Linked DNA regions of Homo sapiens: region 1 is linked to region 2. The links are chromatin loops, found by intact Hi-C in ENCODE. Cell type or tissue: ovary. All regions are shown on one strand. Links, peaks and the distances in the headings refer to the core of each region. The heading gives the core; the rest is flanking DNA.

Region 1 (16,666 bases), core at 4,598-12,597, 70 kb before region 2:
TGTTGGCTAGGCTGTTCTCAAACTCCTGACCTCAAGTGATCCACCCACCTCAGCCTCCCAAAGTGCTGGGATTACAGGCATGAGCCACCATGCCCAGTCTATTTTTATTTTTTGAGACAGGATCTGGCTCTATTGCCCAGGGTGGAGTGCAATAGTGCAATCTTGGCTCACTGCAGCCTCTGCCTCCCAGGCTCAAACCATCCTCCCACCTCAGCCTCCTGAGTAGCTAGGACTACAGGCGTGTACCAACATGCCCATCTAATTTTTGTATTTTTGGTAGAGATGGGGTTTCGCCATGTTGCCCAGACTGGTCTGGAACTCCTGGGCTCAAGTGAACCTCCCACCTTGGCCTCCCAAAGTGCTGGGATTACAGACGTGAGCCACCATACCCATCCCTATTTTCTTTAAAAAATGTGTTTTTTACAAAATGTATGGTAAGTATATGTATTTACTGTGCTTTGTGATAATTTTCTCAGTGACAAAAAATTTCCAATTTTGTTAACATCCATGGTAAAATGATCTAATTTCAAAAATTTGTTCTAGAGCCAAGATCCTTATAACCTCTATAAATGTGTGTGAATAGTTAGTTGGCAGGTCCTACAAAGAAATGTCATTTTTATTCATGTATTTTGGGTTGTTTAAACATTTCTGTAAGATTTAAAATACTTTTCTTCTTATGGCTAGAATTCTCAGCATCTACTCCCATGCCTGCCTTTCTAAAATCTATTGGCCAGTTTAAGGGTATTTACAATAATACAACTTAAAGACAAAGTGTCCATAAGTCATTATTTCTAACAGACAGCATAACACAGTAGAAATTGCCCTGACCAAGGAATTAGAAGACTGGAATTCAAGTCCTAACTCTGCCACTAACTTTGCAGGATGACCTTAGGCAAGTCATGTCACTTCTCTCATTTGTCAAATAATGCAAATGATTCCATTCTAAGGTATTTTCCACCTCTAAAATTGCTTTCATTTACTATTATTATTTTTTAAATAATGAAAACACTTTCTGGGAATTGTCTTAAGCCCAAATGGGTAGAGAAGAATTTTTTTTTTTTTTTTTTTTTTTTGAGACAGAGTCTCGCTCTGTCGCCTAGGCTGGAGTGCAGTGGTGCAATCTCGGCTTACTGCACCCTCTGCCTCCCGGGTTCAAGTGATTCTCTTGCCTCAGCCTCCTGGGTAGCTGGGATTACAGGTGAGCACCACCACGCCCGGCTAATTTTTGTATTTTTAGTAGAGATGGCGTTTCACCATGTTGGTCAGGCTGGTCTCGAACTCCTGACCTTGTGATCCACCCACCTCGGCCTCCCAAAGTGCTGGGATTACAGGCATGAGCCACTGCGCCTGGCCGAGTAGAGAAGAATTTACTGCTGATTAAGGTTGTGTTTTTCAACCTGCAATCCCGAGACCCTCAGAATAAAGATTACTTGAGGTTGCTATGAAAAATACAGATTCCTGTCCTCCCCCTGGCTGAATCAGAATCTCATAAGGTGAGGCTCAGGTTTCTGCACTTTTCACAAGCTCTGTAATGGTTACAGTGCACCCTAATGTTTGAGAACCAGTGGCCTAAAGAGAATGCAACCTAAGAGGGCAAGGCTAGTGCATAGCTTAAATCGCTCCAGCCTTTGGTAATCCCTTCTAAACACAGTACCACCCATGTGGAGGAGACTGCAAGGAAGCTGTTATTCAAAGTAGAACAGTCAGCCTTGTGCTTGAGTCCTGCTTTATGCTTGCGTGTTTCATAACAAAACACAAAGGCAAGTCTTCATATCAGCACTTAGTCTTGATATCCAAGTAGCTGACTACTGTACTTATGATAACAGCTTGAAGAGGACTGCAACTCTCCCCTCACGAATGGTGACAGAGTTGGCTTGTCACACCTGGCTCAGGGAAGAAAAATGAGTAAACCCCTACCTCTTTACTCTTGATTCCTCTTCCACCCTAATACTGTTAACACATCATCCTGTGTGATTCAAATAATCTGGCAGATGAAATACAGAAAATCTAAGTCATATTGTTCTTATCACTCTATGGCCAGATATTATACTAATCTAATTTTAAAAATCCTTTTCTGTGCAATAGAAATAACCAAAGCTCATTCTGTCTCCTTTCCTTTCTAATGCTGTTGATAGGAACAAAATATCAAGTAAGGATACATGCTAGAGATGTTAAATTCATACAAGTAAAGTAAATTACAAAGAGAGGTGGTAATATTTTTTTCTAGAATTTCACAATAAAATCCCTCTCACCATGAAAATCTTTTTATAATTTTAACAGGAAACTTAAAAGACATTTTGTTGCAAGACTATCTTAACAATTATAAGAATAATGCCATTATCTGTGCTCAATATAGATAAACATAACAGTAACTTTAAAAGGCCAAGTATACTCATAAGTGAGGATGAAATTTATTTTTCAACAACCAATATGCCAATATCCAACTTCTAGGTTTTATTCAATTCTAATGTCATGGGTTTCTCCTACCCCAGTCAAAACTCCTGCCAAATGTCCACAAAATTGACACCAAAATCAACAAACACAAAGAAAGAGAGGGACAGGGAGAGGGAAAGAGAAATAGAGAGTGAGGAAGGAAGGAACGTGACAAGAGCTACCATGCAAAATGACCAGAAGAACTGGAGTTCAGTGGCACAGATCAGCAGGAGCAGAGGAATGCTGCAAAAGATGATGCTGCATAGAGTCTAACTTGGAGATGCCTGTATGATGCTGGATGACCAAGTACTAAGGTCACAAGTGTGTTCATGGACCCATAAGAACCAGGATCTTGACCCAAACTTATAAGATCTTCTAAAAAGAAAATACTTCATCTAAATTGAAGCAATTCCTAAGTCAAACACCAGAAGAGTTCCTTATTTGATGTAAGTTGTGCCTAAAACTTTGGCTGATACAAAGAAACCCGTCCACTAAGGCACCCTGAGGCAATCTGACAATGTGTTGGAGAGAACTTTGTTGTCAGTACCACATCATTATGAGAGTACAGAGAACGGATCACCCGCAGGGGACTGGCTTCTTTGGGCAAGCAGTCAACAAGTTCACTGCACTGTTTGTCAAATCCCAACAAGCGAATCCCATAGCCATGTGGGGAAGAAATCATTCGTCCATCGGGGCTGAAGCAAAGTTCTTTGATGTAACCCCTGCCTACATTGGCTTCTTCAATGTAATGAGTCAGTCGTAGAGAACAGCGAGGTGAGACAGGTCGCACTGGAGCTCCTTCTTGGAATTCATAGACACAAGTACACTAGGGGGAGAGAAGGGAGACAAACCAAGGTTACAGAGCCCAAATAGTGCTACAGATATTCCTTATTTTTAAAAAGCTCAACAGATTGCCAAAGCCACAGAATTTTTACAAGAAATCACTCAGAATAATGCTATCCCCCTCCCAACTAACAAAACTTGTAGGCCCCCTACTTTCTTATCTTCATAAGCTGAGGTTATTCTGTGTTATGATGCTTTAAAGCCTTTTGTTCCCTGAGGCTGCCTGTGACTTTTGCAGTAATACATTCTCTTTTCTAAGGGCAACAACAATGTTGATATTTTAAAAATTCCTGGAGTACATCCAAGCCCTAGAGTATCTTACCTCTTCCCCTACACAATTCAAAGGCTCTTCTCTTCTCTCCTTTCAGTTGTGGCCTCTAGGACCAGTGAGATCCTTGGAAGACTCTTGCTTTCCAGAGTGATGAGAATCATAAAGTCATTTAACACCTTTCCCCCTAGTCATCAGTATAGTCCCTTCCTTTCCCAGAGTTTCCCCTGGTTTTTAAAAAAAGAAAATTATGATACTCAATTGGCTTAGTAAAATCTCACATTTAGCCAGCTTAGCTGAAACATTTCAGACCTATGTTTATTATACAAGGGGTTTTTGTTTGTTTGTTTGTTTGTTTGTTTAGGGTGAGATGAAAGAGGCAAGATTTAAGAAGCTGGGCAAAAACTGAGCTGATGCTGGCCTTTAAAGTACCTCCCACCTTGCTCAACCCCAGCAGGAGAGGAATAAGAAGAGTTTGGAAGGGATAATGATACCATATGAAGCAAGAGAGGACAGAAACAGGAGAGTCGAGAAGCAGGATCTCTAGCAGTATGCCCTTGAAGGCAGAGACTGCAGTCAGCGATCGGCCTAAGCTCTGCACACACGGCAATGGCAATTTGTCCAATGAGCCCTGTTGAAGGTGGAGTGCTGCTGCCTGTACCTCCTCATCATCACTGTTGCTTGAGCACCGAAGAAGAGTGGCCCAGCCTTTTGGGTGCAGCTGTAAGGACGTGATGCAGTTTCCGTGGTCACTCTCACCAAGAACTTCAGGGGTTACGACTTCAAGACTATTTCGTGGTGAAACTCCTGAGATATAAGAAAATGAGGATGTGGGATTTGTATTATCAAAAAACTAAGGCAGTTCATCAAAGCTTTTTATTTCTGGCAGCCACCTCCCATGCCGTCATTCCTTAGTCTGCCCCTTATGCTACCATATGTTAAAGAGCGTGGTACTCCCCAATGTATGGTGTGTGAGTTTTGGCGGGGTGAAGGTGTGGGGAAAGGGTATAAATAGAACAAAAGATCCAAGTTCCCACAGCAGTAATTGTCACTGACCTAAGGCTAAGGCATAGAAGCTGACTAGGGGTTCTTTTATTTGGATCTTACATCTCAGAAAGCTCTTTATTTAAGTAAGAACCAAAGTTATGTGACATGAAAGGACTCTAGAAAGGTAAAAGGTAACAATTCTCCTCTCATTGGTCCTGGTGCTTTCTGGTCCAGAGAAGGAAATACTTGGAAGCCATGAGGATTGCCTTTTAAGCAAATAAAAAGATCAGGACTTAAGCACCTGCAATAACAACACTATAAACAAAAAATAAAATGTTGGAGGTAAGAAAGGACACCTCACATAAAGGCATGTCAAAACAAGGGATGGGAGACATTGCCAATCATAGACTCTACTATGCCTCATCATTTCCTTCTACCTAACTCCCAATGAAAATGACTGCTGGAGTAAGGCACTGTTAATAATAGGAATATGTTATATCCTTCAGGTGCGTGAAAAACCACTTTCATAGACACTGTAAGGAAGCAACTTAGAAATTTAATAGCAAGAGAAATATTTCAACACTTCTCTGACTGTGGAAGGAGTTATTTTGAAGGTATTGAGCTCCCTCTGTCAGATCCTTTGTGAATTGCTTGTCAAGCAGATGTGTTACCTTCTTTCTAAAGATTCCCTTCAGATTACTACATCATTAACAGAAACCTGTGAAGCTCTAAATTACACTGCTATAACAAAACTATACTGAAATAACTATTTCACATATGATTGAACTTTAACAATTTTAGAGAAAAATATACTCTTATTTTAAGAATTAATTTGGAAAACCTATAACAAAACCAGACAAGAAATGCATTCTAAGTAGGTGGTTTGCTAACTGTGCTCCTTTGGGGTTCCTCAGGAGATGGCAAAAGTGGGGAACCACGTGTGGGCTGAGGTGTAGATGGAGTGGGGAAGGCTGGAGGGTCAAGAGCCTCCCTAATTTTTCTTGAACCAGAGCTACTTTGATTTTATTTGTGCTACATCTCTAAGAATCCACAGCAGATTTCATGTCAAAAATAGAGTTCTAATGCTGAAATGCATTTGAAAGCCTCTGCTCTATACAGCTATTATATCTGCCAAAGGATAGTGTTAACATACTCTGACATCTGAAGATCCAGGATTTCCAACATTTAGAGCAACTTCACCTATAAGCCCCACCTTCTCCCATGTTTTCCCTCTCTTTTCACCCTCTCATTTTCCTCTTCTTCCCAGCCTCCTCATATATCATCTCTTCCCTCATTCTTAACTCTCTGTGGCATAGAACTGCTGTATATTTGTGTTTGTGTGTTTACCACTGGTCAATAACAAGCAAGCATGTTAACTATTCTTCTTAAATTAAGTTTCTTTTTCTTGTGGATGGTGTAGTCAATCAATAAAGATTTTTCTCAATGATTATTAGAAGCCTTGACTTGTTTCCCATAGCACAAGTGGAAGGAGAACAGGAAGAATCTGCAAAAGATGTTTGTGTTACAAATCAAAGGAAAAATGTTATACTTCTGGGCATAAATCTTTAAATTTAAGAGGAGGAGCCTTTAACCTTAAAGTGAAATATCACAGACTTCAATATCCAGAGGCAAGTGGATAGGCCATATAGGTTAGAAAGAGCTCTTAAACCATTCTACTGACATAAGTAGCCATGCAAGATAACCAGCATCTACTAGGCAAAGCCACCCAGTGAAAACACAAATTAGAAGTCTAAGATTTAGTCTCTGCCCAAAATAACAAGGTAGAGAAATGTCTATCTCCAAAAGTGACCCAAAATGACAAAAAAAAAAGCAAGCCATCTCTGGCTCTTAATACTCAGTTCACAAAGAGAAGAATAAACAATGAATGGTATAAGAGCTTAGACGTCAGTTAGTATGAAGAGGAACAGTATGTGGAATTTGTATAGGCAGAAACCATTTCAACTGGGGGGGTGTGGTGGAAGGTATAGGGCAGAGCAACTAGTTCTGCCAGAATGGCTAGGAAAAAACTGGGAAATACAGAGAGGAGCCAGATGGTAGCTCACTTTATCCTACAAACCCTTGGAAGCTGTCAGGCATTGCACAGACAAGGAAATGGCAGAGCAAAAAGTCTGAGGGTAACCAGGTGACTTTCACAATTACCTGAAAATTCATGACTTATATTTATACAGAGCTTTCACGTGCATAATCTCACTTAATTTTCACAACAATCTTGATTGAAATCTATATTTCTGAACTACTTCCTCTCCAAACTAGACCAAACTAAGTCCAGCTAATAAAACCAAAGCTCAAGTTCTATTAAGATTTAACTCAAGATATTCAACCCCAGGGACTCTCGGTTAGCTTTTTGAAGATGATGACTGAGGGATAAATCACCTCATCTCCATTGCTTTTATTTTTATGGATTAAAACCATAAAACTGGTTTTAATCAATCAATAATTAATCAGATTGGCATAATCTGTTGTTACAAGATTATAAAATCCAACTTTTAACCTACCTTCTCTTTGAGAGGCTCGTGACATGTGTTTCTCAGAAGAATTAGAATCACTATGATGACAAGGTGAGCCAGAAACTCTAGGACCAGATGAACTTGATGAAGTGGTCAAATCTTAAAAATATAAAAAATTCTGACAATAAACCTAGCATAACTCTGGTAGTGGCTCTTAACTTTTTAATTATCTACTCGAACCATAGTTTTAAAATTTTGAAAAAATGCTCATATATCACTGGCCTATAAGACTGAGGAAGGCAAGACAGCTCTTTGAAGTGTTCTAAGATCTAGTCCCTTTCTGAATCTTTTATATCAAAGACTTGACTATGTGAAATAAAAATGAAAAACCAAATAATCATAGGAGCGTCTTTGGATCCTCATGATTTCTGTACTAAAATGGAACCCAAAAATTCCATGAAAATGAAAACTAAGCTCTTAAGCCTATTGTTTTATGTTAAAATAGGGTCCAAACAACAGGCCCATTACCAGAAACATGAAGAGATTCTTCTTTAAAGTATACCAAAAACTTCCATTATCATTCTTGAAATTACGTGAATAGTCTTTTTTTTTGAGACAAGGATCTTGCTATGTTGCCCAGGCTGGACTCCTAATTCCTGGGTTCAAGTGATCCTCCTGCCTCAGCCTCAGCCTCCTGAGTAGCTGGGCCTAAAGGCATGCACCACTGTGCCAAGTTTATGTGAATACTGTGAAATGTGACATAAAGTTTACATTGAAAAAAATAAAATGAGTATCAGGTAGTGGAGTCTGATATATTACTCCAAATAGCAGTGTCTATTTCATCATCACATTTTGCTAGTGGTCCCATACCTATGTTAAGAATTCTTACTAGTCTAATTTCCTGTAATGTTATTTAGTATCAGAATTACCATTAGAAAACTGAAAACCTTGTTGGTTTTTGAGTTGAAATAGGCCAACTAGACATTCAAAATCACTATTTCTCACTAAGTTAGAGTTGCTTATCATGTTTAACTTAAAAGGCAAATTTGAATCTCAAAGGATTATACTCGTATATTTATGAAATCCCTTGTTTGCAAGTAAGTTGGTAAAACTTAAATTTCTACTTTTGACAGTTATGCCAGGCACTGCAGTACAATGATGTCTGTACTTTCCCAAAGGAATTTTCAGAAGTGGTCCTGTGCACAAGGAGAAAGATTCCAACCTTTTTTTTCATTTCCTTTTTTTTGGACACAGGGTCTTTCTCTGTTGCCCAGGGTGGAGGGCAGTGGGGCACAATCATGGCTCACTGCTGCCTCAACCTGCCAGGCTCAGGTGATCCTCCTGCCCCAGCTTCCTGAGTAGATGGGACTACAGATGCATGCTAGCATATCTGGCTAATTTTTGTGTTTTTCGTAGAGACAGGGTTTCACCATGTTGCCCAGGCTGGTCACAAACTCCTGGGCTCAAGCGATCTGCTCACCTCAGTCTCTCAAAGTGCTAGGATTACAAACGTGAGCCACTGCACCTGGCTAAATTTTTAAGTTATTTGTAGAGATGAGGTCTTCCTATGTTGCCCAGGCTACCCTTGAGTTCAACTCCTGGGCTCAAGCGATCCTCCCACCTTGGCCTCCCAAAGTGATGGGATTACAGGTGTGAGCCCCCGCACCTGGCCCCAACCATTCAAAGCTGCCTTTTAATAGCAATTTATTAGCATTCTATGTTCCAAATGCTTAAGTCTTTTTTCCCCTGGATTTTTGTTTATAATGTAAATGATGGGTATGTCCCCACACCAGTCCCCTCTTTCCCAAAGGTAGATGAAATATAGTCTTTTTTAAATCACATAATGTTGATAAAATACAATACGTACATTTTTCTGAACCCTAAATTCTCTTAAGTCTAACAAAATCAGCAATGGGAGAAGAGACAGAGTTTTAGCAAAAGAGCGTTTAGAGAGTAATGAGATAAGATGGCACCAGCTACCTGTGTCTGGACATCTGTAAGTCTAGGATACAGATAAAACTAAAACTCTATATTGACCATAATTTAATAAAAGCTCTGCTTGATTCCAGAAGGACTTAAGACCTTGTGCCATCACTAATTTTTGAGATAGTGATGATTCAAAATTACTGATGAAAAGATCCTGTGGCTAGCATAAAGCTAAAAGAAAATACTTTAGGGTCAGCAGTTATTCCTCCTAGTCCATTTGTGATTCAGAGGTACATATGAATGATATGTCAGAGATACATACAAATCATTATACTTGCTTAGATAAAAACCCATCAATGAGCTTTCTAAAGAATGCCTTTTAAAAAACTGTCTTCCCTTTTCCTGCTATCATTTTCAGAAAAGAAACCTATACCATCTCTATGTTTGAGATTCTCGAGAAAAATCTTTTTGACCAAAAAAGAAAAGCTTACCTGAACTTGAAGTAGTTCTTCTTGCTCTTAAAATGGGATAGCTGCCTACTTCTAAAGACTTAGTTAAGTCAAGGTCATGCAAAATTAAGAGATATCCAGAGGACGTTGAAATCAACATTTTGGAACAATCTGGTGTTAACCTCATTCGCATGAGAAAACGTGTGTGAAAGAATTTCTTATGTGGACACCCATCTTCTGTATACCTACAGGAGAAACCAAGCCAACAAAATCTAGAGTTATCATAAATATAACGGTTCAGTAATAATCATATTTTTTGCCCTTCAAAATAAAATGTAGGGAGGATGAGAAGAGCTTGGTCAATGGGCTCAAAATTACAATTAGGAGGAATAAGTTCTAGGGTATTAATATTGCACAGTAGGGTGATGACGGTTAATAGTAAGATACAGTATATTATAAAATAGCTAGAAGAGCGACTGTTACATGTCCTTACCACAAAGGAATGATAAGTGCATGCTAATACTGATTTGCTCATTATACAACATATATGTGTCAAGACATCAAATTGTACCCTGTAAATATGTGCAGTTACAATGTGTCAATTAAAAAATATTTGAGGCCAGGCATGGTGGCTCATGCCTGTAACCCCAGCACTTTGAGAGACCAAGGCAGGAGGATTGCTTGAGCCTAGGAGTTCAAGACCATCCTGGGCAAGATGGTGACCCCATCTCTACAAAAATTTAAAAAATTAAAATAAATTAGCTGAGTGTGGTGGTGTGCACTCATAGTTCCAACTACTCAGGAGGCTGAGGTGGGAGGATCACGCGAGCCTGGGAGTTTGAGGCTGCAGTGAGCTATGATCACACGACTGCACTCCAGCCTGGGTGACAGACAGACAGACCCTGTCTCTATTCAAAAAAAAAAAAATTGAAACTTCAAAAATGAGATGTCTTTCCAATAAATTTTACTTTTTATGTTAATAATTATTATTTAAAATAATACATGTTGTTTTAATCAATTGTGGACTAATAATATTGTAATGATCATTAAATCCAGAAGAAATGTAACACTAATAGCCCTGTGGTCACAGAAAACAATTTTTAAAATTAATGTCAGTTTACGTGCATATTTTTGATGCCAATAAGAATGATCAGTAGGCTAGGGGTGGTGGCTCACACCTGTAATCCCAACACTTTGGGAGGCTGAGGCGTGAGGACAGATGGAGCCCAGGATTTCAAGACCAACCAGGGCAACATAGCAAGACCCTGTCTCTACAAAAAATAAAAAGTTAGCTGGAGACTGAGGTGCGAGGATGGTTTGAGCCTGGGATGTGGACGGTGCAGTGAGCCATGATTGCGCCACTGCACACCAGCCTGAGCATATAACAGGATATAATTCTATGAGAAAATATAATGAAAATGAGTACCAGAAGAAAAAGTTGTAAAACTTCCAGCTGTTAAAAAAAATAGAATTTACAGTCAATGTATATTGAGATTTACATACATGCTTAACAATCTTTTTGCTCATCATTCCTTCGTTCATCTCCAAAATTCCTTTTTTGATCCTTTCTTTCTGAAGTATATCCCTCAGAATTTTTTTTTTTTTTTTTTTGAGATGGAGTTTTGCTCTTGTCGCCCAGGCTGGAGTGCAATGGTACTGTCTCAGCTCGCTGCAACCTCTGCCTCTCGGGTTCAAGCGATTCTCCTGCCTCAGCCTCCCAAGTAGCTGGGATTACAGGCACGCACCACCACACCCATGCCTGGGATTACAGGCATGAACCACCATGCCCGGCCAGAATTTTTTAAAGTTAGACTTTGTTGAGGTAAATGCTCTCGCTTTTTATTGTTCTGAAAATCTTTTTTTTTTTTTTTTGAGACGGAGTTTCACTCTTGTTGCCCAGGCTAGAGTGCAATGGCGCGATCTTGGCTTACTGTGAACTCCGCCTCCTGGGTTTAAGCGATTCTCCTGCCTCAGCCTTTAAAAAAAATAAAATTTTTTAATGGTGTACATGATGTTTCAAATATGTATATATTGTGGAATAGCTAAATCAAGCTAATTTATATATATATATATATATATATATATATATATATAACCTCACATACTTAACATTTATGATGATAACACTTAAAATCTACTTTTAACAAATTTCAATTATATATAATAACAACAGTAAATTGTCATTAACAGTGGTCATCATGTTGTACAATATACATCTCCCAAGTAGCTGGGATTACAGGCACCTGCCACCACATCCAGCTAATTTTTCACATTTTTAGTAGAGACGGGGTTTCACCATGTTGGCCAGGCTGGTCTCAAAATCCTGACCTCTGGTGATCCACCGCCTTGGCCTACAAAAGTGCTGGGATTATAGGCGTGAGCCACCATGCCCAGCCTGTTCTGAAAATCTTTATTTCACTCTTTTAAGAGACTGGGTCTCCCTCTGTTGCCCAGGCTGGGGTGCAGTGGCATAATCATAGCTCACTATAACCTCAAATTCCCAGGCTCAAGGAATCTTCCCACTTCAGCCTTCCGAGTAGCTGGAACTACAGGTGTGCACCACCACTCCTGGCTAATTTTTAAATTTTCTGTAGAGATGGGGTCTTGCTGTGTTGCCCAGGCTAGTCTTGGAACTCCTGGTCTCAAGTGATCCTCCCACTTCAGCCTCTCAAAGTGCTGAGATTATAAGTATGAGCCACTATGCCCAGCTCAACTCATCTTATTGAATAAAGGTTTAGCTTAGCATATAATTTTAGGTCGTTGTTTCCTTCTGAATATTTAGGATAATTTTCCACAGAGTTCTATTTTCCATTGTTACTATTTGTGAGTCTGCTATTAGTCTGACTATTACTTTGCGTAATTTATCTTTTTTCCCCCCTCTGGTGAATCTTCTCTCTGTCTTTAGAGTACTGCAATTTCACTGGTATATGTAAATTTGGATCTCTTTTTATTTATCTTTACTGGGATTCATTTGACTTTCCAAGTCTTAAGATTCGTATTATTCATATATTCTGAAAGTTTCTCAGTCATTATTCCAATATTGCCTCTCACTGATTTTCCCTATTCTTTTAGAGCTCCAAATATATGTATGAAACATTCATGTTTGACTCTCCTTTTCTTATAACTTGCTTCTTTATATTTTCTATCTTTTCATTTCAGTATCTTTTTCATATTATATTCTGGGTAACTTTTCAATATCTATTTTCATATATATTTATTTATTTATTTATTTATTTTGAGACAGAGTCTTACTCTGTCGCCCAATGCAGTGGCATGATCTTGGCTCACTGCAACCTCTGCCTCCCAGGTTCAAGCGATTCTCCTGCCTCAGCCTCCCGAGTAACCGGGATTACAAGCGCCTGCCATCACGCCCAGCTAATTTTTGTATTTTTAGTAAAGATGGGGTTTTACCATGTTGACCAGGCTGGTCTCAAACTCCTGACCTCAAGTGATCCACCCGCCTCGGCCTCCCAAAGTGCTGGGATTACAGGTGTGAGCCACTGTGCCCAGGCAGTTTATGCCCTTTATTTTAAAATTTGCTTATTGGCTAGGTGCAGTGGCTCATGCCTGTAATCCCAGCACTTTGGGAGGCCGAGGTGGGACGATCACTTGAGCCAGAAGTTAGAGACCAACACGGGCAACATAATGAGACACTGTCTCTATGAAAAAATGCAAAAGTAGCCAGGCAGAGTGTCACACCTGTGGTCCCAGGTACTTGAGAGGCTGAGGTAGGAGGATGGCTTGAGCCCAGGAGGACAGGGTGGTAGTAAACTATGATTGTGCCACTATATTCCACTCTGTCGCTCAAGCTGGAGTGCAGTGGCACAATCTCGGTTCACTGCAGCCTCCTCCTCCCAGGTTCAAGCAATTCTCCTGCCTTAGCCTCCCAAGTAGCTGGGATTACAGGTGTGTGGCACCACACCCGGCTACTCTTTGTATTTTCAGTACAGACAAGGTTTCACCATGTTGGCCAGGCTGGTCTCGAACTCCTGATCTCAAATGATCCACCCGCCTTGGCCTCCCAAAGTGCTGGAATTAGAGGCATGAGCTACCGCACCAGGCCTAAAAAAATGAGTTTTTTTAATGGTGTACATGATATTTGAAATATGTATATATTGTGGAATGGCTAAATCAAGCTAATTTATATATATATATATATATATATATATATATATATATATATATATATATATATATAAAATATATCCTCACATACTTAGCATTTATGATGATAAAACTTAAAATCTACTTTTAACAAATTTCAATTATATATAATAACAACAGTAAATTGTCATTAACAGTGGTCATCATGTTGTACCTTATAAATCTCTTGAACTTTTATTCCTCCTAACTGAAATGTTGTATTTTTTGACCAAAGTTTCCCCCAACTGTACTCCACCCACCTGTCCCCAGTCCCTGGTAACCACCATTCTACTATCTGCTTCTATGAGTTTTTGACTTTTTTAGATTCTACATGTAAGTGATATTTGTCTTTCTGAGCCTGGCTTATTTTGTTTAATATAATGTCCTCCAGGCTCATTCGTATTGTCGCAAATGACAAAATTTCCTTCTTTCTTAAGGCTGAATAGTATTTTGCTGTGTATATTACAACATTTTTAATCCATTCATTCATTGATGGACGTTTAGGTTAACTCCATATCGTGGCTACTGTGAATAGTGCTGCAATGAACATGAGAGTGCAGATATCTTTTTGACATAGTGATTTAATTTCCTTTGGATATATACCTAGTAGAAGGATTGTTGGATTTATATGGTAGTTCTATTTTTAAGTTTTTGAGGAACCTCCCTACTGTCTTCCATAATTTATATCTAATGACCTTTGTTAAATCTTACTAATTCTGATAATTTCTCTGAGGAATTTGTAAGATTTTCTATATAGAACAGGGAGTAGAAAACTTTGGCCTATGGGCCAAATTTGGCCCACTTTTATCTATTTTATGTTTTAAAGACAGGGTGTCAATCTCTTGCCCAGCCTAGAGTGCAGTGGTGCAATCATGGCTCACTGAAACCTTGAACTCCTGGGCTCAAGGGGTCCTCCTGTCTCGCCCTCTTGAGTACCTGGGACTACAGGCACACACGGCCACACCTGGCTAATGTTTTAAATTTTTTGTTGTTGTTGTTGTTGAGATGGAGTCTTGCACTGTTGCCCAGGCTGGAATGCAGTGGTGCGATCTCGGCTCACTGCAACCTCCGCCTCCCAGGTTCAAGCGATTCTCCTTCCTCAGCCTCCTGAGTAGCTGGGATTACAGGCACCTGCCACACCTGGCTAATTTTTTTGTATTTTTAGTAGACACGGGGTTTCACTATATTGGTCAGGCTGGTCTCGAACTCCTGACCTCATGATCTGCCCACCTCAACCTCCCAAAGTGCTGGGATTACAGGTATGAGCCACCGTGCCTGGCCATGTTTTAAAATTTTTTTAGAGATGAGGTCTCACTATGTTGCCCAGGTTTGTCTCAAACTCCTGGGCTCACACAGTCCTCCCACCTTGGCCTCCCAAAGTGATGGGATTATAGGCATGAGCCACGGTGCCTGACCACTGCCTGGTTCTATAAAGAAAGTTTGTATAAACACAGCCACATCTATTCATTTATGTATCATCTATGACAGCTCAGAGACCATGTAGTACACAAAGCCTAAAATATGTACTACCTGGTCCTTTACAGAAATAGTTTGCCAACGCCTGATATATCATCTGTGAATAATAGTGTTTTCTTCTTTCCAATCCATATATAATTGTTTTCTTCCTTCTTTTATTGCACCAACTAGTACCCTCCCCCGCTTCACCCACCCCATGACACTGATGAACAGTAGTGGTAACAGTGAGCAAGCTCTCCTTCCAGATTTTAAGGAGAAATCTTCTTAAGGTTCACCATTTTAAAATGTGCTATAATTTTTTAGTATATACTTTTGATAAATTTCCTTCTATCTCTAGTTAATTAATGATTCAGGAGTTTCATTGAGGTATAACTTACATGCCATAAAACTCACTCATTTTAGGTGTAAATTAAGTTTTTTTTTTTTTTTTTTTGAGACAGAGTCTCGCTGTGTCGCCCAGGCTGGAGAGCAGTGGCGTGATCTTGACTCACTGGAACCTCCACCTCCTGGACTCAAGCAATTCTCCTGCCTCAGCCTCCTGAGTAGCTGGGATTACAGGTGCCCACCACCACGCCCTGCTAATTTTTGCATTTTTAGTAGAGACGGGATTTCACCATGTTGGCCAGGCTGGTCTCAAACTCCTGACCTCAGGTGATCCACCCTCCCTCGGCCTCCCAAAGTGCTGGGATTACAGGTGTGAGCCACCATGCCAGGCCGCAATTAAGTAATTTTTTAGTAAATTTACAGAGCTGTGCAATCATCAACACAATCCAGTTTTAGAACATTTTCATCACCTTAAGAGATTCCTCCTGCCCATTAGCAATCACTTTCTGTTCCCACTCTCAGCTCCAGGCAACCACTAATCAACTTTCTGTCTCTATAGATTTACCTATTCTAGATATTTCATATAAATAGAATCGTACAGTAAGTAGTCTTTTGCAAGTTGGCTTTTTTCACCCAGCATAATTTTTTGAGGTTCATCCATGTCATAGCATGTATCAATTATTTGTTCGTTTTCATTGCTAAATAGAATTCTGTTGCATACATCCACCACATTTTGTTTATCTATTTACCACTTGCTGGATATTTGGATTGGTTCCATTTTTGCTTATTATGAGTGCTACTATAAATATTCATGTACAAGTCTTTGTGTGGCCATATATGTTCATTTCTCTTGAATAGATATCTAGGAGTGGAATTGGTGGATCATATGGTAACTCCATGTTTAACATTTTATGAAACTGCCAAATTGTTTTCTAAAGTGGCTATTCCATTTTACATTCCCACCAGCAATGTGGGTTTCAGCAATCAGGGTTCCAGTTTCTCCATATTCTTGCCAATACTTGTTATTAATTAATAATATGGAGTCTTCGAATCCATGAACATGGACTATCTCCCCATTTATTTACAACTTCTTATATTCCCTTTAGCAATGTTTTATAGATTTCAGTGTACAAATCTCATACCTCTTTTGTTAATTTTATTCCTATGTATTTTACCCTTTTTGATGCTATTGTGAATTAAATTATTTTCTTCATTCATTTTTGGATTGTTCATTGCTTATAAGTAGAAATACAATTGATTGTATATCTTGTGAATTTACTAAACTTGTTTATTAGGTCTAGTGGATTTCTTGGTAGGTTCCTTACTATTTTCTGTATACAGAAACATAT
Region 2 (16,666 bases), core at 5,373-13,372:
CCACATTCAATTCATCTCTCTCTCTCTCTCCTTTTTCTGTGAAAATAATTCTTTATTGTGGTAAAATATATATAAACATAAAATTGACCATTTTAATCATTTTTAGATATACAGTTCAGTGATATTAGGTACATTCACATTGTTGTGCATCCATCACCACCATCCATATCCAGAACTTTTTCATCTTCCCAGACTGAAACTCTGTACCCGTGAAACAATGACTCTCACTGACCCGTCTCTCCAGCCTCTGGCAACTAAATATCAACTTTCTATCTCCATGGTTTGAAGGCATTTCATGTAAATGGAATAATACAATATGTGGCCTTTTACTTAGCGTAATATTTTCTAGATTAATTTTACATTGTAGCACATTTAGTCCCTTTTAGGTTTAAATAATATTCTATTGTATGATATACCATGCTTTGTTTATTCACTTATCAGTTGCTGGACATTTGCATTACTTATACTTTTGGCTATTATTAATCATTATGCTATGAACATTCATGTCTAAGTTTTTGTGTAAACATAAGCTTTCAATTTTCTTGGGTATATCCTAGAAGTAGAATTGTCTGCCTGCCTTTCTTTCTTTCTCCCTTCCCTTCCCTCCCCTCCCCTCTCTTTCCTCCTCCCTCCCCCCCTTCCATTCCCCTCTCTTCCCCTCCCTTCCCCTCCCGTCCCTTCTCTTTTCAGAGATGGGGTCTCTGTTACTCAGGCTGATCTCAAACTCTTGGGCTCAAGTGATCATCCTGCCCAGGCTTCTACAGTGCTGGGATTACAGGCATAAGCCACCACACCCCTGGCTGGAATAGCTATGTTATATGGTAACTTTATGTTTAACTTTTTAAGAAGCTGCAAAACTGTTTTTCAGTTTTCAAAGTGGCTGTACCATTTTATAATTCTACCAGCAAGATGAGTGTTCTGAAATTTCTATATCCACAACACTGGTTATAATGTCTTTTTGATTGTAGCCATCCTAGTGGAGGTGAAGTGATATCTCATTGTGATTTAATTTGAATTTCCCAGATGACTAATGATACTGAGTATCTTTTCATATGCTTCTTGGTTGTTCATATATCTTCTTTGAATAAATGTCTGTTTGGATCCTTGGCCCACCTTTAAATTGGGTCATCTATCTTTTTATTATTGAGTAGTAAAGTTCTTTATATATTCTAGATACATGTCCCTTATCAGACATATAATTTTTAAATATTTTCTCCTATTCAGTGAGTTATCTGTTCTAATTTTGATAAAGTCAGATTTTTCAATTTTTTCCTGAATGTGCTTCTGGTGGTATAATATCTAAGAAACCACTGTCAAATCCAAGGTCACAAAGATTTGCCTCTGCATTTTCTTCTAAGAGTTTTATAATTTTAGTTCTGAGATTTAGGCCTTTCAATCATTTAATGTTTTTATATAGTTTAAGATAGGGATCCAACTTCATTCTTTTGCATGTGTATATCCAGTTGTGCTTACACCATGTATTGAAAACATTATTCTTTCCCCATTGAATTGTCTTGGCACCTGTGTAAAAAATCAGCTGATTGTAAGCATAAAGGGTTTTAAAAAAATATTTTTTCCCATCTCTCAACTTTTAGCTGAAGATGAAGTTTTATTTCTGTATCTTAATTCTATTCCATTAATCTATATCTATCCTTATACCTATACAACATTGTCTTGATTACTGTAGCCTTGTAGTAAGTTTTGCAATCAGAAATATAAGTTATTTTGTTCTCACAAAAGAAGAACTTTGTTCTTCTTCAAGATTATTTTGGCTATTCTGAGTCTCTTGAATTTCCATACAAACTTTAGGAGCAATTTGTCATTTTTTGCAATGAAGGCAGTTGGGATTTTGAGAAAAATTGGATTGAATCTGTATTTCAATTTTGGGAATAGTGTTATCTTAGCAATTTTTTTTTAAATTATTGTTATTTGTGGAGATATGGTCTCACTTTGTTGCCTAGGGTGGTCAGGAACTCCTGGGCTCAAGCAGTCATCCTCCCATGACCTCCTATTAATAATATTAAATCATCTGAACCATGAAAATGGGATGGGGTGCCTTTTCAATTATTTAGATCTTTGTTAATTTCCTTTAATAATATTTTGTAGTTTTCAGAGTTTAAGTTTGACATTTCTGACCGGGCACAATGGCTCATGCCTGCAATCCCAACACTTTGGGAGGCTGAATGTGAGGATTGCTTGAGCCCAGAAGTTCAAAATCAGGCTGAGCAACATAGTGAGACTCCCATCTCTACAAATTAAAAAAAAAAAAAAAAAGTTTGACATTTCTTTTGTTGAATTAATTCCCAAATATTTTCTTTTCTTTGATGCTATATAGTGGAATTATTTTTGAAGTTTTATTTTTGGGTTGTTCATTTCAAGGGTACAGAAATATAATTAATTTTTGTATATCCTATAAACTTGCTGAACTTGTTAGTGTTAGTTCTAATGGTTTTGTGTGTGTGTGTGTGTTTGTGTGGGTGGGTGGGTGCCTTAGGATTTTCTATATACCAGATCACATCACGTGCAAATATAGATGGTTTTAATTTTTCCTTTCCTATCTAGATATCTTTTATTGCTTTTACTTACCAAATTACCCTGGACAGAACCCCCAGTATAATGTTGAATGGAAATGGCAAGAGCAGACTTCCTTGTCTTATTCCCGATCTTAAGTGCAAAGCTTTCAGTCTTTCACTATTAAGTGTTATCTGTGGGTTTTTCATAGATGCCTTTTATCAAATGGAGGAGGTTCTTTTCTAATCTTATTTATTGAGGTTTGGTTTTGTTTTTGTTTTTAAATCACGACAGGGTGTTAGACATTCTCGAACGCTTTTTCTGCATCTATTGAGATGGCATAATACATTAATTGATTTCAGATGTTAAAAGACCTTGCATACTTGGGATTAATTCCACTTGGTCACAGTATACAGTCCTTTCTATATGTTGCTGGATTCAGTTTGCTAGTGTTTTGTTGAAGATTTCTGTGTCTGTATTCATAAAGGATATTGATTCATAAAGGAAAAGGATAGTTTCCTTTTCCTGTGATGTCTTTAGTTTTGATATCAGGGTAATACTAGCCTCATCAAATGAATTGGGATGTGTTCCCTCCTCTTCTGTTTTTTGTAAGAGTTTGTGATAACTGGTATTGATTCTTATTTAAATGTTTGGTATAGTTCACCAGTGAAGCCATCTGGGAATGGGCAGACTCTACCTTATTGCTATTACTGATGAGTTTGATATTACCACCTGATATGGTTTGGCTGTGTCCCCACACAAATCTCATCTTGAATTGTAACTCCCACAATTCCCATGTGTCATGGGAGGAACCTGGTGGGAGGTGATTGAATTATGGGGTAGATCTTTCCTGTGCTGTTCTCAGAATAGTGAATAAGTCTCACAAGATTGGATGGTTTTAAAAATGGGAGTTTCCCTGCACAAGCTCTCTATTTGCCTGCTACCATCCATGACTTGCTCCTCCTTGCCTTCCGCCATGATTGTGAGGCCTCCCCTGCCATGTGGAACTGTAAGTCCATTAAACCTCTTTTTCTTCCCAGTCTTGGGTATGTCTTTATCAACAGCATGAAAATGGACTAATACACCACCTCATGAGACCTTGTGCCAGTTATCAATGTATTGTCTCTCAGGTCCAAATTCATCCTTCACTGACTGCTCTGAGAAAATGGATCTGAGCCTTAAATTTTTTTTCCTTTGTTCTCTTTCGTGATGATATGCTTTATAGGTAGAAGGCCCTGAAGAGGCGTTTCAGGAGGAATGGGTTTTGCTTCCTGGTCCAGTTGTGCTCACTGGCACACTTCTGCAGCACAGCAGCTTCTCCAGCATCTGTTCCTGCTTTGATTGGTGGCCAGAAACACTCAGCAGCCAGCAGTGTTCCTTAGCACCCTATTGGGCAGTTTTATAGCAGAGGCTTCCAGGAGACCCCTCCCCATGAATACGTTTCCTCAGCAACGTAAAAGTGCCAGAAAATTCTAGAGGGTGGATTTATAGGAAGTTCCACTGGAAGATTCCCAGTGACTTCTTGCCATTTAATGAGCCACAGCCACACTCTCTTCAAAAGGGTCTCAATCTGCCCTGGCTGGAGGCGAGAGGCTCCTCTTTGGGAACTCTATCACAGCATTAGAGTAGCAGCTGTTCCTTATATCTGCTATTGCTATACTCTTTAAAGCTCTCTAGTTCTTATTAGCCAGTGCTTCATTATTCTAATACCCTGTTATAGCTAATAATTCCTCATATATTAAACTGTCTTTATTCAAATGAGCATGGTTTGTCTTCTGATTAGACCTTGACTGATGAAGATATCTTAAGCTTTTCCATGGATCCATCTATGCCTGGACCTTGTATATAGAAGGAATTCAATGAATACAGTCCCTTAATAGCATCATGACACACAGTTTTCTTATGTAGTTGTCACAATTTCAGGCCCTTTCATCCTTACATTTATTGAGCAGTTATTGTCTGTGTTCAGGAATCTTGCTGTGTGGCAGGAGATAAGAGGAGAGAATCAGTAGCTAGAAGAATACAACAGCTAAAGTGGCCTTGGTGAATAGTCCAGAATGATAAAAAACTTAGATCACTAAAAAAAATTGCATGAGATGACACTGCAGAGATAAGGTAGAGTCAGATGATGACAGGCCTTGACTTCTATTGGGACAGGCAGTTTGCTGTGGCCTTGAGCATCTCTGCATGTGCTTGCGAAGTATGCCAAACACAAGGCCTAACTTTCCCCTAATACTGAACCATTTCTAGCTAGTCACATCGGCATTTAACTAGGTTAAGATGACCACAGCATAACTACCATACAACAGCTCACTCCCTCAGGGAAGGAGGCTGGTTGGTTTGCCACTTGCTACAAAAGATGCTAGGCCCTTAGCCCTGGATCCCTCAGTCATGGTGCAAACCACTGCATGTGCAACCACTGTCCGGGCCCATTGCATTTACTCCATAGGACTTGAGGACAGGCCAACCAGTGCTACCTTGCTGGTACTCCTACTGTATGCTGTGTTGAATAATAAATTTCTTCATCTGATCCACCAAATCTCATCTACATTGGTACCAATGGAGTTGTGGCTGGTGAACCTGCTTTCTTGCTTAGTCGTCTCCGTTGGAGTCTTGTTATTTCTTGCTATTCTCTAGGAGGTTGGGGCTCTTCTCTAACAAAGGGTGCCATGACACAGGCACACACACACACTACAAAATGAAAATAAACATGAACTAGAAAGATGTTTCCTTATTCAAGAAATGCAGATAAATGGCAAAGCTGTTGGAAACCAGAAAACCATGTAATTTTGAGTATTTAAAATCAATCCTGTATTGTGATACACTAAGACCAAACTTGAATGTTATTCCACATAAGAATCTAGCCAACAGAATGTAGTTCAGATTTGGGAAATGATGGTGAGGAAACTATATTTTATGGAATTGCTAATACATTTAAAACAGTAGTTGGTAAGAAAAAAGCGTGTTCTGGGCCAGGTGTGGCGGCTCACGCCTGTAATCCCAGTACTTTGGGAGGCCGAGATGGGCGGATTACCTGAGGTCAGGAGTTCGAGACCAGCCTGGCCAATGTGGCGAAACCCCGTCTCTACTAAAAATACAAAAATTAGCCGGGAGTGGTGATGTGTGCCTGTAGTCCCAACTACTTGCGGGGCTGAGGCAGGAGAATCGCTTGAACCTGGGAGGCGGAGGTTGCAGTGAGCCAAGATCAAGTCACTGCACTCCAGCGTGGGCAACAGACCAAGACTCCGTCTCAAAAAAAAAAAAAAAGTGTTCTTTTACTTTTTACAATAAATCCTGTTTGAGAAGTTATGATCCTTGTGTAAAAATATCTGTAGCAAGTAGTCTGTCATTTGTGCAGTGATAACTGTGGGCATTTATGTTTTTAGATTAAATCCTGTATTTGAATAAAGATGTTAACAATACTTTCATGGGCTTTTATGGTTAATTTCAGTATGTAAATTAGCATGTAGTTCATTTATAATTTTAGAAACTAGTAAAGTAAAAAATATTAAAGATTCACTCAAATTATTACTTCCTTTGTAACACCTATCCTAACCCCTGCCTTCCTTCCATGTAGAGACAACTATTTCATCCTCTGTACCCTCAGGGCTGACACTCTATTCAGGTTGTTGCATCCACCTTAACACTTGCTATCTTCATGTGGAGAGAGTGAACTCCCCCAAGGGCAGGGACCAGGACTCAGCCGCCTCCCCAGCTCAATTCCTGGCTGAAAGCAAATGCTCAACTAGTGTTGGTTAAAAGGAACAAATGCCCAACCTCACCAGTCGGTAAAGAAAAGCAACCGTGAGATGCCACGTTTCTAACTTCTAAACTAGCAAAGATTAGTTATGAAGAGGAAGTTCTGGGAGGAGTCCAGAAAGCTACACTCTGGTCCAACCTTTCCAAAGGTCAATTTGGCAATTTCCCCATATGTCATACTAATGTTGTGTAACCCCAAATTCAGTCTCATGTACCTGATGCAGAGCTGAAGCCAAACGCTAAGACACAGGTGCTTGGAGATAGAGAAAGGTTTGTTCAATTGGGCCAAAGCAAGAAGGCGGAAGAGCAAGATCTCTCAAATGTTACTTAACAAAGAGATGACAGCAGGCGTTTTTATGGGGTAGGGTGTGAGGGAGGGTTTCCGGGAACAGAGGGGAAAAGTCTGTGCCTCTACAGTCTCAGATAAAACTTTGAGCAACCAGACTTATGGGTGTCAGCAGCTGGTCAAAAAGTCCTTAATGGCATTCATTCCTTCTGCAAAATATTTTCATGACCCTGAAGTTATCTCTCCTGCTAGACAAAGAAACAGGACAACAGCAGTTTATAATTATATTGTGGGAACAAGAGATATTGGGCAAAACGGGAGCGCTTACTATGTGCATGCAGGCAAGGGCCTGATCAGAATTTTCACTACGGCCGGGCGCGGTGGCTAACGTCCGGAATCCCAGCACTTTGGGAGGCCGAGGCAGGCGGATCATTTGAGGTTAGGAGTTTGAGACCAGCCTGGCCAACATGGCGAAACCCCCTCTCTACTAAAAATACAAAAGTTAGCCAGTCATGGTGGTGCATGCCTGTAATCCCAGCTACTTGGGAGGCTGAGGCAAGAGAATCGCTTGAATTTAGGAGGTGGAGGTTGCAGTGAGCCGACATCGTACCACTGCACTCCAGTCTGGGCGGCAGAGCGAGACTTTGCCTCAAAAACAAAAAACAAAACAAAACAGAAAAAAAAAAAACACCAAACGGAATTTTCAATACTTCAGTTACTAAAAATGCCAGACTACTTAAATCTCAAGGGGCCTGGTTACACTCCGAATGGGGAGACGTAGGCCAGAGGCACTGGAAAGGTGAGCAGTCTCGACTGCTTCGGCTCGAAACCAGTAAGCCTCTGAAGAGAACGGGCGTAATCCACCTCGCGATTGGCAAGGAAACACACGCACCCGCAGAGGGCAAAGCGCGCACGCCGCCTGCACCGGGCTCTGGCCTCCTCTGCATTCCCCAGTCGTTGCACTTTTCCCACTTTTATAACCAGGAGAGGAGGCACGCGCTGCCCGAAAACGCGAACCGCGACCCATGGGACGCTAGAACCGACCCGCGCGCCCTCGACGGCTTGAAGCCGGGTTCGAGACACTCGTTCGCGGCCTAGGGCTCCCGCCGCCTAGGACCGGGTGCTCACTCTCGACAGGGCGCAAGACCGCCAGGTGGCGAAACACCTCCTCGGTTGCGCGCGGTCTGGTGGGCAGGCTGCGGTCCCGCGTGCCCCACCCGCTCTGGGCGTGTCAGGGTGGTAGGTGTTCAGGAGTGGAGCCCCGCCCAGCCACCGCCTTCGGGTCCCGGCCTCCCTGTTTCATCTGCCTTGACCCGCGAGAGAGCTACACCGCTCGCCACGTGCGGCCTCCACAGGGTAGTGGGCCTCATAGGACTCAGCCGCTAGATCTGGGCCGAGTTTCCTCCAGAGACTTCACTACCGACATGGGGTGTATCAAAGACGGTCCAGAGAACATTTACCGACCTGCCTGTTTGCCTGGCCGGAATGTGAGGTCCTTGAGCGCCCTTGAGCCATGGCCTTGGGCCTGCCAAGATTGAGGCAGGCGTGGTCACCGAATACTTCTGGAGTGGGGAAGAGAGCACAATTTACGCTGTCCCTGCCACAGGAGCTCCCACTCTTGCCAGGGAAACTAACCTGGAGGTGGGAGCTCCTTTTATTTGTTGACCTTTTTTTATACCCAGGGGAAAATGGCTTGCCAAATTTGGAGGGTGTGTTAGAGATGATCTGTCTTAATCATCCTAAAAAATCTAAAAATTCGGCCGGGCTTGGTGGCTCATGCCTGTAATCCCAGTACTTTGGGAGGCCAAAGTGGGCCTATCGCTTGAGGTCAGGCGTTCAAGACCAGCCTGGCCAGCATGGTGAAACGCTGTCTCTACTAAAAATACAAAAATTAGCCAGGTGCGGTGGTGCACTCCTGTAATCCTAGCTACTCGGGAGCCTGAGGCAGGAGAATTGCTTGAACCTGGGAGGCGGAGGTTGCAGTGAGCCGAGATGGTGCCACTGTAGTCCAGCCTGGGCGACAGAGCGAGACTCCGTCTAAAAAAAAAAATCTAAAAATTACGTTGGAAGCAGGTGCCTCAAAGAGATGAGCAGTAGAAAGGGAGGGCCGCTAAAGGCAATCGGTCAGTCACGGCCTCCCAGACCCTAGGAATTCTACCACTGCTGGAGAATCTGATCAAGCACTAATTGAAGGTTCGAGTTGACAGAGAAAACGGTGATTTAAAATAGAACCCCCAAAGTCAGATAGATGATTGGAATCTCTTTGGGTTTGGAATTCAACTGCTTCTCACGTGCGCAACTAAGTGTGCTCCAGGGAAATTTGAGTTACTGATATTCCAGGCCATGTAGGGCTATCGGAAGCATGTGAAATATGTATATTTGCAGGGGGAAAAAGTCTAGGGAGAAATACACACCAAAGGAATACATTCGTTCATTCATCAGGTATTACCTATTTCATGCCACACCTTGGGCTCTAAAGAATCAGAACTACAGTGTAGCAAGGGAGAAAAACGGGCAAGATTAAAACATCGTTTATTTTCTTCTTTTATTTTTCTCTGTGTTTTCTAAATGTGACTAGATCTCTAACAACCAAGAAGGTTTTATTTATTTTGAAAAAAACTACTTTTCCTGTTAAAAGGTCAGCCACTCTTCTGAGGGCGGAGTCGGAAAGAAGGTCCCATGAACCCACCTAGCGTCCAATTTCCCTTTTTTTTTTTTTTTTGACAGGGTCTCACTCTGTCCTCCAGACTGGAGTGCAGTGGCACCATCTAGGCTCACTGTAACCTCCGCCTCCTAGGTTCAAGTGATTCTCCTGTCTCAGCCTTCCGAGTAGCTGGGATTACACGTGCGTGCCACCACGCCCGGCTAATTTTTGTATTTTTAGTAGAGACAGGGTTTCACCATGGTGGCCAGGCTGGTCTTGAACTCCTGACCTCAAATGATCCACCCGCCTCGGCCTCCCAAACTTCTGGGATTACAGGCGTGAGCCACCGCGCCCGGCCCCAGCGTCCAATTTTCAAAGCCCCTCTGCTCAGCTTCCAGAGATCCCAAGAAACTCTTAAGTGGAAGTATCTCGTATCCCCACGATGCGACCGGTCACAAAACACGCGACCCGAGACACTGGAAGTGGAGGCTTTTCGATGGACCAAGCTGCGCGGTTTTCATACCGACCCGCGGCCAGGCTGTCAGATAGGTGGCCGGCCACAATCACTGCCACCTTGGACAGGGACCCGTGAGCTGACGGCCATCAAGCTTCATAAACTGGTCCGAATCCAACGGACCGCTACTGCCGGAAACGGAAAGTCCTCAAGGGCGGGTGTTGGAAGCGGAGCGGAAGCGGAAGGCGGGTACCGGAAACGGTGTTTGGTGGAGCCCGCGATGGCCGAACCTGCGTCTGTCGCGGCTGAATCTCTCGCGGGCAGCAGGGCGCGCGCTGCACGCACAGTACTAGGTCAGGTGGTGCTCCCGGGTGAGGAGCTGCTCCTGCCGGAACAGGAGGACGCGGAAGGCCCTGGGGGTGCAGTGGAGCGACCGTTGAGCCTGAATGCTAGAGCGTGCTCGCGGGTGCGCGTTGTATGCGGTCCGGGCCTTCGGCGCTGTGGGGACCGCCTGCTGGTCACCAAGTGCGGCCGCCTCCGTCACAAGGAGCCCGGCAGTGGCAGCGGCGGCGGTGTTTACTGGGTGGACTCTCAGCAGAAGCGGGTGAGCTGGGACTCCGGAGGGGTGGTGCGGCAGTGAGAGTGGTAGCCCTGCTTTGAGAAGACCTCCCAAAAGAAGAGAGGGACCCTGAGGCCCTCTTTTGTTCAGGCAAACCTAGAGCCACCGTAGTCTTGTGCCCACTTCTGCATGTCCTTTAGAGGGACCGTGAACAATAGGAACATAGCCTGAGAAGGGCGACCAGGAGAGAAAAACGTTTGGAGACCGTGAGTCATGATTATAGTCTTCAAAACCCCACAGCAGGCCTGCCGTTTGGAGTCTCAGAGGGCAGGACTAGGCTCAATGAGTGGATGTCATAGGGAGTTAATTTCTCCTAGAACAGGTAAGAATTTCATATAGAAAAAATTGTCTATGGAATGGGCTTCCTTGGTTGTAAGGATTCCTTTGCCACTGGACTTATGCCACAAAGCTAGAGACTTACTGGTTGGGGTGCCTAAGAGATAATGGAGTTTGGACTCAATTAACAGACTACCAGAAGCTGCACACCCGGCACTTTATGAAGTGATTTTCTTTTACCGAAAGTGGCATTTGATCAGATTTCTCTTTAATGACAATAAAGTAACCACAAAGGACTTGCTGAAGGTATCTTCCAATGGTATCTTGTCATTTATGGCTGTTTTTTCATTCTGTTTCTTTTTGTAGTATGTTCCAGTAAAAGGAGACCATGTGATTGGCATAGTGACAGCTAAATCTGGAGATATATTCAAAGTTGATGTTGGAGGGAGTGAGCCAGCTTCTTTGTCTTACTTGTCATTTGAAGGTGCAACTAAAAGAAACAGACCAAATGTGCAGGTAATTACGGGAGCCTTTGGTTTCAAAGAAACAAACATCCATTCCCTAGAACACTCACATATCCAGAAGGCTATCTGAATTGTCTCCAAAGCATGACCTAGATCTCTGAGCTTGTATATAATTGCCCCAGGCTCCAAGAGTTTCTTCAGATGCTCCAGGATCAGAGCCACATAATTATTATTATTATTTTTTACATTTACAATTTATTTTACATTGGCTACATTTGTTCTTGGGATGTTTCATTTCTACTGAGTTGAAAGGTTGTATCTATCATCGCCATTATTTGTTATGTCCATATCCTCTGGACAAGGATGTCTGCTGTAGGCTTAGAGGAGGGACAGGTGGTGCAAATTGACATTATCAGCTATCCATCCATCCTGGCTGTAGGTCCTAGGAGCTGATAGAGGAGTAATATTGTTACCTTGGGTTTTCAATTTGAGCTTTTCAGGTAGCATAGCCACACTCTTCTTGTCTATCCAGCCTGAAATTTAGTGATTTCTTCACCTCTTCTCATTCACTTCTCATGCAAATTTAGTTGCTTAATCCTATTTTGATCCTATTTGATTCTGTCTCTGATCTTTGGCATGTCCGTCCCTTTATCTCCACAAGTTCAGGCTTCAGCTCCCTCTTGACTGGTCTCAGTCACTTCTTCATTAATCCCTGCCTCCACGCTTTTACCTCACCATCCAGGATTTTGAGAGCTGACATCCTCACACGGTCACTTTCTCGAAAAGACAAGATTCTCCAAAATCTACAGAATTCCTTGGCATTACACTCCAGGTGTCTTTCCTCATCCCTAATTATATCCTTCATACAGCCATACTCAAATCACACCAAACGCCATTAAACTCAATTTCCTGCCCTTATTTGCACATGCTGTTCCCACTGTCTTGATTGCACTATCCCTTCGCACCCTATGGAACACATTCTCATTCTTTGAGACGTAGGCTAAACATGACCACCTCTGTAAAGCCATCTCTAGTTGCCACTTTTCTCGTATCTTTGCTCTAGCACTTACTGGATTGAGCCTTGACTGAGGTTTGTTTATATGTACCTCCCCACTGCCCTCCAAGACCAAATGCTTCTGAAAAGCAGAGAATGTTTTGTTCCTTTCTAGTTTACATAGTCACCAACAAACAGTAGGTACTTAATACGTTTTGTTGAGTGAACAGAATGAGTTCACTCTCCATTTCCTCAGTTTCGTCCCTTTGAAGTTTAGCTCTATGAGGTTTTTAAGTAAATCCTGCAGGGAGAAGTGTCAGTGAATTATTGTTTGATTTTGCTTTGAATAATTTGCATGCCGGAGTTCCTTCCTTTCTCTGTAAATCTGTAATTCTCTAGGGTAGTGCGACCTAATATAACTTTCTACAGTGATGCTGTTTTGTATCTGCACTGATTAGTATGGTAGCCACTAGCTGTTGAGCACTTGAAATGTGGCTAATGCAACTCAGGAAATTAATTTTAAATACCTAATTTTAATTTAAATGTAAGTTTAAACAATTGGCTATCTACCATATTGGACAGTGCAATCCTAGTGTTCTCTGGCCTTGAGATGGCTCCTCGTCTGTGATTTCCTGATTGGTGAAAGGGAATGATACATGTGTTCCTTTTTTTCCCCAAGACTCAACTCCAAAGTGACTGTGGGAATCCTATAGTGCAGTCAGTCCCTTAGCCACAGAACTGTAGGTGGCTGGCATTGATGCCTGTGAGAAAGAACCAATAGTAGCACCTGTAGTTTGCTGAGAGGAAATGAACTGGTTTTTAATATCATTGTAGGTTGGAGATCTCATCTATGGCCAGTTTGTGGTTGCTAATAAAGACATGGAACCAGAGATGGTCTGTATTGACAGCTGTGGACGAGCCAATGGAATGGGTGTCATTGGACAGGATGGTCTGCTTTTTAAAGTGACTCTGGGCTTAATTAGAAAGTAAGTCCTGATGTCTGCTGGCTTGACTGCTTTTTATAATTATACATTCTTGGAAAGTTGGTTAATCTTCAGGATTCAGATTCTTTGTAACGTTTGAATTTCTCCTCAGAGTTAGAAATCAGTATCCATTTTAACACATTTGGAAACTCATGAATTTAATCCTATCTTCTTGGAAACATATCAAATTCAGATGTGTTTGGCTGTGTAGTTTCTGGTGGGCTGATACTTCATGCCTTAAGCTCTTACTCTGTATTCATATCTTCCTTCCCAGGCCTGTTGCTTATTTGACTTAGCCCAAATGTGAAAACTGGCCTTTCCCCTGTTCTGAGTCACTTGAATACAGATGCAGTCTGCAGTTGTATAAAATTATCAATTTTTTCTAATTATGGGGGTCACACGCAGCTTAGATTGTGATGTTCAAGGTTATGTAGACATTCACAGAAGGCTTCTGACACTTGGTCATACTGAGGCATACTGAGGTTCATGCTGAGGCAGATTCTCTTTTTGGTGTTTAGAACTTTACCCACCCAAAGCTGTGCCATATTCAGGGGCTTTACTCCTAGAGCCAGTGAAGTTGAGAGCTATCTTGTATGCCTCTCCTTACTACATATCCTAAAGATCTGGAGAATTAAGTTTGGACATCAGAGAAGCATGTTTTTAACCAAGAAGCATGTTATTAACCAAGCACCACCCTTATGGTTTGAAAGAGCCAATGTTCCTCTCCAAGTACTGAATTTAACACAAGAGAATAATATGGCCAGGAAAATAAGTTTAAAGTGTCTTAACACTGTAGATAAAAAAAGTTATGATTCCCAGTCTAGAATTAAAGTGCTCTGACCATCTAGGGGAATGACTTTTACAAAGTTGGTAACCTAGGGAGTTTGATTTCTTTGTAAGGCATAGCCCACCTCTGTGATTTCTAGTATACCTTTGAACAGTGTAAAGTTCCTTCTTGGAAGAAAGGAGGCAGCAAATGTCATCACGTGCCTTGTTCTTGTTGAACAGCTATGGAGAACTGCTCAGAAAAGGAATCACATTCTAAAGGAGACTCCGGACACACCTTTGCCACTTCATTAAATTTCATTTTCTTTTCTCTTCCCACCAGGCTATTAGCTCCAGATTGTGAAATCATACAGGAAGTGGGAAAACTCTATCCACTGGAGATAGTATTTGGAATGAATGGAAGAATATGGGTTAAGGCAAAAACCATCCAGCAGACTTTAATTTTGGCAAACATTTTAGAAGCTTGTGAACACATGACGTCAGATCAAAGAAAACAGATCTTCTCCAGATTGGCAGAAAGTTGATATAGGTGGACTTTTTTACAGGTCAGTTGAGGCAAAAAACTATGGGTTTTTTCAGGTGAACCTCCCCCATTTAAATACTCAGAAGATAAGGTGTGAATGTATGTATTATTAGAGTCCGAAAGTATTTTTATAAGTTACTGGTTTTCACCCACGCTTTTGTGGGAGAGAAAATCATTGCAAAATCATTTTTTTTGTTCGGTACAATAAAGTTTACTAAAAAACAGTATTAGGGTTTATTTGGAGTTAACTCCCTTAGTAATTGCTACAGCTTCCATAATTAACTGGAGGTCAGCAGTAAAATAATTTTGTGATTATAACAGTAAGCCAGGTTCACCAGAGGAAATGTGGAATACCTAAGTATAAAGCAGCAAAGAAATGTCACCTGTAGTCCCATTATTCAGCGGGTGAGTATATAACAACGAAATACTTTTTCATTTACCAAGTATTGTGTTTTGCATGGATTAACTCCTTTATTCTAACTGCAGAAGACACTTATCCTCATAATTGAAACTGAGGCACAGAATTTAACTTGGCCTACATTCTCTATATTCATCAAATTGAAATTATAGTTATTATAGCTTATATGCCACTTTGTAATATACTTTTGTCTACTTCAAACAGCATGATACATTTCACAACTTTAGTCACATATTTCATGTTACAGGATATTTTTGAGTTTTATCATTATATAAATAACACTATGAGGATTTCTGAATCCAAATCTGGCCAAGTCTTATTTTGCTAAAATCATTTCCTAGGAGCTAAGCATAGAAAACTCTTCTATGCTATTTAGTATATTAACCAAAACCTTTAGAGGTAAAGAGACTGCCAGGTGATCCACATCAGTGATTCTTGGTTTCTAGACCTCTGAGAATATGTGAGATACAGATCCCCTGAAGCCTATCCATAGAAAGTCCTTTTTGGATCAAAGAGATTATAGAACTCTATTTGTTGATAAAGACCAAGGAGCTTCGTGTGTTTCTAATGTTTTCTAAGGACTGGATGGTTTTTAGTTCAATAGCTTTTAGGGGTACAAGTGGTTTTGGATTACACGGATGAATTGTATAGTGGTGAAGTCTGAGATTTTGGTGTACCAGTCACCTGAGTACTATATATTGTACCCAGTATGTAGTTTATCCTTCCCCCTTCCCTGTTCCGGGTCTCCAGTATCTGTTATACCACTCTGTGTGCTTACCTGTAGCTTAGCTCCCACTTAAAGTGGGAACATTTGGTATTTGGTTTTCCATTCCTGAGTTACTTCACTAAGAATAATAGCTTCCAATACTATCCAAGTTGCTGCAAAAGACATTTTTTATGGCTAATATTCCATGGGATATATATACCACACTTTATCCATTCATTGGTTGATGGGTACTTAGGTTGGTCCCATATCTTTTATTATGAACTGTCTAGCCAGTTTTTAAATAGAAAAGTACTGATTAGGTGAACAGTTCCTTAGGAATTAAATTGTGAAGGGGAGGGGACACAGCAGAGAAGTAATCTGTTGGTTCTTTTGAGATATTGAATACATGTCCCAAATTTGCTAGCTGCTTAACTAGCAAGTTAACCCAAACTGTCAGAGTAACTGAAGCAAATATGTCCAACTGGGACATAAGGAACATGAGATTTGTGTAATAAGTAGGTTATCTAACGTGTTCATGTGTCTAACACTTTCTAGCTATTTTCAAGACAGACTTAATCAATACTGTGTTTGCTTTCCAATTTAATCTGTTACAAATACATATGAAGAATCTAGTTGGTACAGGCTCAGGGAGGATAGAAAGATAGGTACACAGATTTGTCCTGTTAGGATCCTACCATTAGGAAGGATTAGGAAGAGAAGCCCTCCATGCCCATACTCTGCAAGGGAGAACAAGGTAAGAGCCACAGGAGGGAACAAAATGCTATGGGGACTCAGTAGGGATAGGTCAGAACAGGCTGGATCCTGCAAAGCTTATTACTGAGCTGGGCAACAACGAGCATGATCAGACAAGGCTGGAGAAAGTCATACAATTTTATGATGCCAGTTTAGTGAATATTAAACTCTTGATGTAACCATTTAAACAATTTCAAGAGGTCTCTCACAAATAGATGTACAAAAGTTGAATTAGCACGTCCAAAGCCATGTGGTTTTGAGGCTAATTCCTTGTTACATAATTTTTTTTTTTTTTCCCCTCGAGACAAGAGTCTGGCTCTGTCGCCCAGGCTGGATCTTGGCTCACTACAACCTCCGCCGCCCGGGTTCAGGCGATTCTCCTGCCTCAGCCTCCTGAGTAGCTGAGACTACAGGCACGCACCACCATGCCCAGCTAATTTTTGTATTTTTAGTAGAGACGAGGTTTCACCATATTAGCCAGGCTGGTCTG

What was found. Peaks named below come from ENCODE experiments on the same cell type or tissue, not always from the same donor. Only the 100,000 strongest peaks of a DNase experiment are listed, where the experiment ranks them.
Region 1: a loop joins it to region 2, with 3 times the contacts of the local background. A loop is called at or near these places in 3 of 110 quality-filtered maps.

What each region holds. Positions count from the first base shown.
Region 1 is chr9:37,847,733-37,864,398 of GRCh38, reverse strand. DCAF10 (DDB1 and CUL4 associated factor 10) reads right to left here. Exons shown (of 7, transcript NM_024345.5): 4 at 9,417-9,619; 5 at 7,048-7,158; 6 at 4,206-4,351; 7 at 1-3,259. The coding sequence ends at 2,891. Among named protein-coding and RNA genes, the nearest start is that of SLC25A51, 48 kb to the left of the region's middle. In ovary, for the core only: no CTCF peak of the experiment used is centred there; no DNase peak of the experiment used is centred there.
Region 2 is chr9:37,778,313-37,794,978 of GRCh38, reverse strand. It overlaps EXOSC3 (exosome component 3), which reads left to right and starts at 9,915. Exons shown (of 4, transcript NM_016042.4): 1 at 9,915-10,258; 2 at 10,916-11,065; 3 at 12,842-12,993; 4 at 14,099-15,265. The coding sequence starts at 9,935. The coding sequence ends at 14,300. It overlaps LOC105376037 (a long non-coding RNA gene), which reads left to right. Exons shown (of 3, transcript XR_929599.3): 3 at 3,737-5,933. TRMT10B (tRNA methyltransferase 10B) reads right to left here. Exons shown (of 9, transcript NM_144964.4): 9 at 16,007-16,666. RefSeq lists enhancers at 10,023-10,162, 9,660-10,175, 10,173-10,232. In ovary, for the core only: no CTCF peak of the experiment used is centred there; DNase peaks (open chromatin) are centred at 9,888 and 10,193; H3K4me3 peaks cover 1,648 bases; H3K27ac peaks cover 1,120 bases.